2 separate regions of the Homo sapiens genome follow, and region 1 is linked to region 2. Evidence: read pairs that join two places in POLR2A ChIA-PET (ENCODE). Cell type or tissue: GM12878. All regions are shown on one strand. Links, peaks and the distances in the headings refer to the core of each region. The heading gives the core; the rest is flanking DNA. Region 1 overlaps AGBL3 (AGBL carboxypeptidase 3). Region 2 overlaps WDR91 (WD repeat domain 91).

What was found. Peaks named below come from ENCODE experiments on the same cell type or tissue, not always from the same donor. Only the 100,000 strongest peaks of a DNase experiment are listed, where the experiment ranks them.
Region 1: POLR2A ChIA-PET joins it to region 2 with 29 read pairs; 16 of 35 experiments call an interaction of 5 or more read pairs at or near these places.

The regions. Positions count from the first base shown.
Region 1 is chr7:134,990,406-134,994,803 of GRCh38, forward strand. AGBL3 (AGBL carboxypeptidase 3) reads left to right here. Exons shown (of 17, transcript NM_178563.4): 4 at 3,088-3,273. Among named protein-coding and RNA genes, the nearest start is that of AGBL3, 6.1 kb to the left of the region's middle. RefSeq lists an enhancer at 1,044-1,093. In GM12878, for the core only: no CTCF peak of the experiment used is centred there; DNase peaks (open chromatin) are centred at 1,775 and 2,616; H3K4me3 peaks cover 2,169 bases; H3K27ac peaks cover 4,000 bases.
Region 2 is chr7:135,186,906-135,191,303 of GRCh38, forward strand. WDR91 (WD repeat domain 91) reads right to left here. Exons shown (of 15, transcript NM_014149.4): 12 at 2,439-2,547; 13 at 1,528-1,640; 14 at 67-264. Among named protein-coding and RNA genes, the nearest start is that of MIR6509, 18 kb to the right of the region's middle. RefSeq lists enhancers at 149-198, 1,580-1,799, 1,840-1,969. In GM12878, for the core only: a CTCF peak has its summit at 82; a DNase peak (open chromatin) is centred at 1,995; H3K4me3 peaks cover 1,594 bases; H3K27ac peaks cover 2,526 bases.

The DNA.
Region 1 (4,398 bases), core at 284-4,283, 200 kb before region 2:
CCATGTTGTTGCATATATCAGTAGTTCCTTTTTATTGTTGAGAGGTATTCCATTATGTGAATAGATCAAAATTTCTCCATTTAGCCATCCATTCATGCTCATTTAAATTATTTTCAGTTTGGGGCTGTAACAAATAAAGCTCCTATGAATATTTTTGTACAAGTCCTTGTGTGAACATGTTTTTGTTTCTCATGGGTAAATCCCTAGGAATAGTATTATTGGGTTATATGCTAACTATATACTGTATGAGAAACTGTATCTGTTTTCTAAAGTGGCTATATCCTTTTGCATTCCCAGCAATGTGTTATTTCTTCGCCAATAATTCTTAGGTTTTAATTCAGTACAAGTGTGCTTTTCCCTTACCTCATGGAGCATAATTGTAATGACTCCTTTAAAGTTCTTGTCTGATAGTTTTAACATCTGGGTTATCTTGATGTTAACATTTGTTGATTGCCTTTTGCCCTGAGAACTGGTCCTACTCCTGGTTTTCCATTATTCATGCTATGCTGTGTAGATTCTGGGTCAGTGTATTTCTTCTAGCAGGCAATCAATCCAGTTAGGTTGAAGCAATAAGTTCTGGTGCCCCTTCTGTGGATAATTCAGATCTCAGTTCTGATCTGTAAGCCTTTGCTATGCTTATTTGGTTCTTTCCCATGCCAGTGTAGTTCAGGGGTTTTGAGACTTGTATAGATGGTTCAAAGTCCTGTTTAGTTCTCTTAAGTTTTCCTTGTATTGGTTTGGGACTATCTTGCACATGTGTAATTCAGGGATTGAGCTGAGACATTTGTGTGTGGGTGGGGGGGGGGTTGGTTAAAATTTCAGTTAAGTTTTCATAGTCTCTGAGAGTGTGTCTGCTTGCATAGCTCAGGGATTAGGATGAGACTTTTGTGCACTCATACACAGGATTAGGAGATACCTTTCTCTGGTTGCTTTCTTCCCTTCAGATTCCCTCCACACTGTAAGGACCCCTTTTCCTGGGTCTTCTGTTAAGAAAGACTGGGTTTCTGATTTGGAGAAGGAATTTTTTTTGTTTGTTTTCTTGTATGTGTACATATTGTCATTTCTTAGTCTAGGCCAGAATTTCTCAACCTCTACACTACTGACCACCCCACCATGTTCTCCCATGACATCCTGTATATGCCTGCATGGTTGCCCTTGCCATATCATATCACCTAACCCTTCCTTCTTTCTGTCTGTACTGAGAACGCCTTGATCTCAGAGGCTGTCTTATCAATGTTTGTATCTCTTCCAAGCACTGGGTCTGGCACATAGTAGGTAATCACTAAATAGGATATTATCATTGTTAGGGTGGTGTGACTAAATTATTCTGCTCAAGAGAAAAAGAAAAGGCTACTCTCAAGCATTTTGGAATCAAACATTTATAATAAAAAATAACTCCAAACTTTAGTAAACAGAAAAAAAAAAAGACTCAGTTTCTATCTGAGATTTAGCCATTTGCACCACCACACTTCTCTGTGCATGAGGCCTGCCATTCAGCAGGCCAGAGCAAACAAGGGGCTGGACTCACCTTCCTGTGGGGGTGCTTCTCTAAGTATTAACTCTACAGTCTGCTCTTGTTTACTTTTCAAATTCTTCAGATAGTTATGTTTTTGTATTTTATCTAGAGTTTAGTTGGAATTAGTGAGAGAGAAGGCCTTTATAAGACTTATGTTGCCACAGCAGGACTAGAACTCTTGTTCATTAACTTTTGGGTGAATGACAAACTTGCAAATTTTACATGTGGTTGCTGGATTTTGTTGTATTCAGTTAAAGAATGTTGGACTTTGTCCTGATAAGCAGTTGTTTTGCTTGTGGATCAGTTTCATTACTTTGAGGCTTGCCTTTCAGCTTTGTTAGAGTGTGTCCAGCCACAACAGTCTTTACTCCGGGGCTGAGTTCATTATTTAGGTGTCAGCTCACATGTTACCTCTTCAGAGAAATCTTGCCTGACCACCCTATCTAAAATAGCATTCTTACTCCCACTTTCCCATTTCTAATCTTCATTTATATTTCTGTTTTTTATTTTTGTAGCATTTATGATCACTGAAATTATCTTGTTTTCCTATTTATATATGCCCTACTACAGTGTAAGCTCATGATGGCAGGGACATTGTTTTTTTCACCCTGTATGGCAATTGTCTGTATATAGTTTTTAGCACATAGTAGATGCATGATAAGCATCTGTTGAATGAATGAGTCTATAGAACAATCCTGATAAGTAACTAGGGCAGGTGATATTATTAGTTATTGACCTGTAGTAAGATTTATGTTCAAAGAGGCTGCCTTGCCCAAACAAAGTCATACAAAAACAAAGTGGTAAAAGGGAAGGAATCCAGTTATCTGAGCTCTAGTCCAGTTGCTGTATCAGCTGTTGTACAAAAATAACCAAGAACTAAATCTCGGCAAAAAGCCACATTTCAGAGGTGAAAGAGCAAGAGGAGTCAGTGAGACAAATGGAAAACCAAATATGTGGAAGGGAGGGGGAAACCCAGGAAATGTATCATAAGAGAAGTGCGCTTAAGGAGGGTGACCATCAACGTCAAATTGATGCCGTACAGTATCACACCAAAACACCAGATCACTGCACAGCCTGCTTGGCGTGGCCCCATACTAGTCTATGTGAATTGTGTTCCTGGCATTGTATCACACAGTAGCTCTAGAAGGAGAACTGAGAAAAAGTTGTGACTGAGTTCACTAGCAAACCTTGAGAATACAGTTCCAGGAAGTGGTGAGGAATTATAGTTCATCACTGTATTTAACTCGTTAGACAAATAGTGTGACTACATTTAAGAAGAGTCAAAGTAGATGATTTGCTAGAAAAGCTACGAGAAACATGTTTTTAAACCAGTAGTGAGCTTTTAGAATAAATTAATAGTATAAAAGTCAACTATCTTTTGGCTACTGTGAAGATCAATCATCACAAAATTTCATTAGTACTTTTATAAACAGTGCCATGAATTATAAAACATTTATAATGATACCCACACATTGAATAGTGTTGAAAGGAAAAAAGGAACTATATAAAAATTACAGGAGTTGGTATTTTTCTTCTTCCCACTCATGATTGTGTTTGAATCTTTTTCTCAGCTGACTCTTTTGGTGATCCCTTCTTCCCCCGGACTACACAGATACTATTAGAATATCAGCTAGGGAGATGGGTGCCACGTCTTCGTGAACCAAGGGATTTATATGGTGTCTCTTCTTCTGGTCCATTGAGCCCAACACGGTGGCCATACCATTGTGAAGTCATCGATGAAAAAGTCCAGCATATTGGTATGTTTTTAGCAGTTTGGGGGATTCAGACATTAGCAAACTTACTTTGCCAACCTTAATTTTAATGAGGAGACTCACAATGTTAGAAAACAGCACATTCCAACAGAAATATAACATGAGCCACATAATGTAATTTTAAATTTGCTTGTAGCCACATTTAAAAAGGCAAAAAGAAGAAAATGAAATTAACTTTAAAAATGGATTTTATTTAACCCAAATATATCCAGAATATTTCACATTCTTTTTGTCCAAAGTCTTCAGAATCTGGTGTGCATTTATCTTTACAGACATTTGAATTGAGATCAGCCACATTTCAAGTGTTCAGTAGCCACATGGGCTTAAATGGAGGCACTTGCAGCATTTGCTTGGCTCCTGAAGCTTTAGCAATTCTAAACAATTCCAAAGGGCATGACGGTGTCCCAGGCACAAACTCATACACAGAGTGAAGTCACAGATGGAGGCTATGCCGGAATGGCTGTGAGCTGTAGTCCTGCTCTTTGTGGCTCTCTGTCTCTTTCTCCTTATTTCCTCCTTGTAGGTCTGTCTTCTTAGTGTATCTTTATCTTCTTTTACCACTTTCTGCCTTTCTCCTTTTTTCCTCTTTTCCTCTTTCATTTTCTCTTTCTGCTCCTTTGTCTTTTTCCCACTCTCTGCTTTTTCCTTTAATGGATGTTTATGAAACTGAAGAGTATATATTTTAGTATATATAGATTTTAATATTTCTGTATGTGTCCATTCCCAAATTCATTTTTGCTTTTCCAAGTAAAGCTTATAGCCTCATCTCTCCAATCCGTGCACAGGCATGACAGAAACATCCCATTGTTCATCATCTTTTCACTGCCATGACTTTCCACCTTTTGTTGATTGAGGCACGCAAACATATGTTATTGCCAGGTGGAGATCTTATGGACACTCATTGGTGAATAAAAAAAAATTACACATACATACTTTTTATAACTACACTTATTGCAGTGCCTACTAGGAGTTCTTAAAAACTAAATTTTCTTCATATATCATCTGGCATATAGATAGATAGACATGGGGAGAAAGGACGGGTGGAGAGAGAGAAAGAACACTGATTTTTGTTCATAGAGGACAAAGGTAATTTTTCTCAAGAATTCCAAA
Region 2 (4,398 bases), core at 34-4,033:
AGACCTCCAGGGAGGAACCCCTGCCCACCACAATACCACTACCTCCCACCCCCAACCATCAGTTACCTTGTAGATGACGCCGCCTGTGGCAGAACATGTCAGCATGTAATTTCCCTCCGAGTCAAAAGCGAAGAGTCGGCCCCTGGGGACTTGAACCTGCTTGTAGCCGCTGTATCCAGACAGCACAAAGGGGCCCGTGGCATCTGAGGGGAGGCTGTACTCGGATACCTTGAGGCCACTCTTGTGGATGTTCCACTGGATGAACTGCAGTCACAGGGCACAAGCAGGGTGCTCGCAGCGGAGCTGGCCAATGCAGGCCTCAAGGAAGAGCCAGGACCCACCCCACAGCAGAGGCTGGCGAGGGCGACCCGCCTCCCCCAGCCACAGTGCTGACATCCTTGAAAAGCCTTTCAAGTGCCAGAGGCAGAAAAGTGGGTGAGAGGTCTACAGGTCCTATCTCTGGTCAACATGATTTAAGCATTTTTTAGGGAAGAAAATCTAGAAAAAGAGGCAGCAACCTCACATTAAAGTCCAACCCTTCTCTTTCTCTCTGGCCTGACCCTAGGAGAGGAAAAGGGACAGCAAGTGGCTTTGCCTGGATTCCTGGTCTCTCAAGCAGGAGGAATGCTTCAAGTGACATATTATTATTATTATTATCAGAGTTAGACCCCAACTAGATTTTTCTATCCTAGGAACAAGGTACAGAGGACAAAGTCCACATATATTTCCAGTGTTTCAGGCATATAATCAATTGAACACTGGGCGATGCCATTATAAACTCAGCTTCTTATCATAGCAGACATCATCCCTTAGCCTACCCTACGGACAGGATACTTGGCTGTGACCACCTCTTCACTGAGCATCCCACATAACAAGGAAGTCGAGCTTTAATGTAAAAGTCCCTTCCCAAACTTTTCAAATGAAGAATTTATTTTGTAGTTACTCCTTTCAAGGGATAAAAAGATAGACAGTGTCCAATCCCAAAAGTCCAGGCAGGCACACATGGAAAGGGCATCCTTCTCCCATCTCTGCCCCTGCCAGCTCCCCCTCTGAGGCAGTCACTATTCCTAGTTCCTAACCCTCCACAGAGGGAATCTACCAGGGGCATGTACTTTTCCTTTTTTTCTGGCTTCTTGTTTACATCTCTGGGCTCTGCTGGGGTCTGTACACATCTAAGAAGCTGTACCCAGCCACTCAGCAAACTACACATCCATGAGTGGTCCTGGGACCACTCACTACCAAGCCCAGCAAAGCAAACTCAGCCCTAAATCCAGACCCCACAGATACATCTATGGTAAGATGAGTAATTTTTGGTACTTCCTTTCATAAGGATAGCCAACTCCCACTGAATTCACTAAAACCTCGCAAAGATTGTAAGACGAATTACTAGTTTATCCCTATTCTACAGATAACAAAGCTGCAAAAAGAGGCCCCAGGTTGCAGAGCTAGTAACAGGTATGGCCACAACCTGCAGCCGGCCCACATGTCATCCCGGTGCTCTCTTATCTGAATCCTGCAGCCGCCTACCTTCCCGTCCTCGCCGATGCTGTACACGGTGTTCTCATCATAGCTGAACTCCACAGAGTAGACCTCCCCGTAGTGGGCCCTCCAGCTCATCGCGCACTCATGCTGCTGCATGTCTGAGGCAATGAGACACGGCCACTCACATCCTGGCCAGGGCTCTGCAGAAGGAATCTGCCTGCAGCAGGAGGCCCCCTCACCCTCTACTCAGGCTGACAGCTGTTCTGGAAGCCAAGGGCAGGCACCCAGGACCCAATGAGCGCCATAAAGCTGCCCCTGCCCAAGAGGTCAGGCTGCTTCTAAGCCTCAGAGGCAGCTTCTTTCACCAGGTCAGAAGTGAGGCTCAGGAGTCCCTGGGGGGAGCTCACCTGGGGAGCCCTAAGTCTAGGAAGACACCTGAGAAACTCCCCTCTGTAACTTCCCCATGTGCCCTGGGAATCCCCTAAAGATACAGTTGCCTTGCCCCAGCCCAGGCTCTGGGGATGTCTCCTGGGGACAGAGCCCAACCTGGGGATTTCTACACAGCATGCCAGGTGATTCTGATGTATGCCTCTGGTTAAGGAGCACTGTTCTGATGCTTTTGAGAATCAACTACCCACAGCAAGTAGGTAGGACAGCAGTACTCTTGTATGCCCTCCTGTATTTCACATGGGTGACAAGGACTCAGATGGAACAACTCAAGACTCAAGGACCGCTGAGCTCCACCCCCTCCCATGTCTATTGACACTAACTATGGGCGAGTTTATTACGGTGGGTGTTTTGAAAACGTTGACCAAAGTTAAGCTGTAGTACATGCATCTGAAGTCAGGGTTTTGCAAAAGCCTCTAGCCCAGCTGGCAAAAAAATCCAACGTCGGCAAAAAAAATTGCCTGGGAAATCTAAGGAGATCAAGGATTGCTATGAGCACACTTGCATACCAAACAGCCGGATGACGCCATCAGCTGCCCCTGTGACCAGCAGGTTCCCGTTGTGATTGAAGGCTGTACAGTTGATAGCAATGGGTTCTGGATCCAGGGAGAACTGGAGCTATTGAAATAAAACAAAAATGTCAGTAGCAGATCTTCACTCAGCCCAGGCACGCTGCTTATTCCAATGCAGACAGGTGCCCCAGACTGGGTTTTCCACCAGCTCCTCCCTTATGTAATCTGGAAATGTAGATCTGAGCCTTTGCCAAAGTGCTGTGCCAGTGACCTTCTGTGCTCTTTTGAGAACAAGTTCTCTGTGCCTAAATACATTCTGGTTTCCATAGAGAAATGATAATCCATGCTTGCTCCATTATAAAAGAAATAATACATATCTTAGCAACCTACACTTCACCCAGAATGCATTCCAAGCAAATTCTCATTGAAAAGTCTTATGCCCTCAGAAAATAACACTTCATCAACTGCCTTTGATGACAGACAACACTAATAAACCTGCCCTATGGCTCCCCACAGAAACACTCAGAAATATAGTAGCAAACAAAACCACCTCATAGAACATAATGTCTATTAATTACATAATTAATGAACACTATCATTTCAAACAATATGAAACCCTGGGAACACTAAATAATCCTCCTGAAATTAAAAATGCAAGATAGAATGTTATTTAAAATACACACAGAGTACTGAGCTAGCAAATAAAAGAATCCTCTAGGGCCACAACTAAGAGAAAGCAAGAACGCAGAGAACCAGTGCACTCCAAAGCCGGCTTTCACTATGGGGAATTAATCAGATCCAGATGACTCAAGTTCCCATTCTGCTACCCATGAGGAGCTCAGGAGCCTGGAGACAACCATGTGTGATCTGCCCAAGGTCAGGCGATAAGAAACCGTCACATGGAGCTGAGACTCCAAAGAGCTATACCTTCAGTGCAGGAATGAACTAGAAACAAACCTACTTCACAGAAAGGGATAACAAGAAAACTTACCTCCCTGCAAATTCATAACCACAAACTAGCCCTGACGTGGGAGGAACCTGGCAAAAATTAATGCAAATCCAAAGAAATGCACCTCCAACCCAGGCCTCAAAATATTCTCAGAGATACTGGCCCAAAAAACACCATGATCACAATTCATAAGAAACAGGAAAATAAGGCAAAAGGAGCCAGCACCCACAGAGACAACAGAGCAGAATCAGACCCACAAAGACTTCAGACATTAGATTTATAATGAGAACATACAAGCACATTCAATTGTTCAACAAAATAAAATAAGGAATTGAAAATATGGGTAAAAATGAGAGACTATAAACACGACAAAGCAGGTTTTAAAAAATGAAGGTGAGCTTCTAAAAATGAGAAACACAATAACTGAAATTACCATCCTAATAAATAGATGAAACAGAAGATTAGATATAGTAGAGGAGAGATTAGCAAACTGATGGATCTGAAGAAACTATTATCAAGAATGCAGCAAAGTGAAACAAAAAAGAGGAAGAGGCAAGTTCTAACACATATGGAATGGGAGTTCCAGAAGGCAAGAGATGATCAGAGAACAGCAATACTGGAAAAAATGATGACTGAGAATTTTCCAGAATTGAACAGACACAAATCCTCTGATTCAGAAAACAAATCCCAAGCAAAACTTCAAAAAAATTAATTTCAAAAGTTAAGAACCAGAAAATCCACATCCAGAGAACCAGGTAAGATTTTAAAAGCAGCCAGAGAGAAAAGACAACAAAGGAATGCCAATTACATGGAGAGCTAATGTCCCGGTCTCAGCAAAGGCAGCCAGAGGATGGACCAAGTCACAAGGTTAGGGAAGCAGTGTTCAGCCTGGAATACAAGAAGCTATTCTAGAAAAACACATATACTGTGGTTTATTCATATGGAGTCAGAAAACCTGCAAAACAAAAATTCGGTTGTTTAGGGATATATAGTAATTGACATGATAAA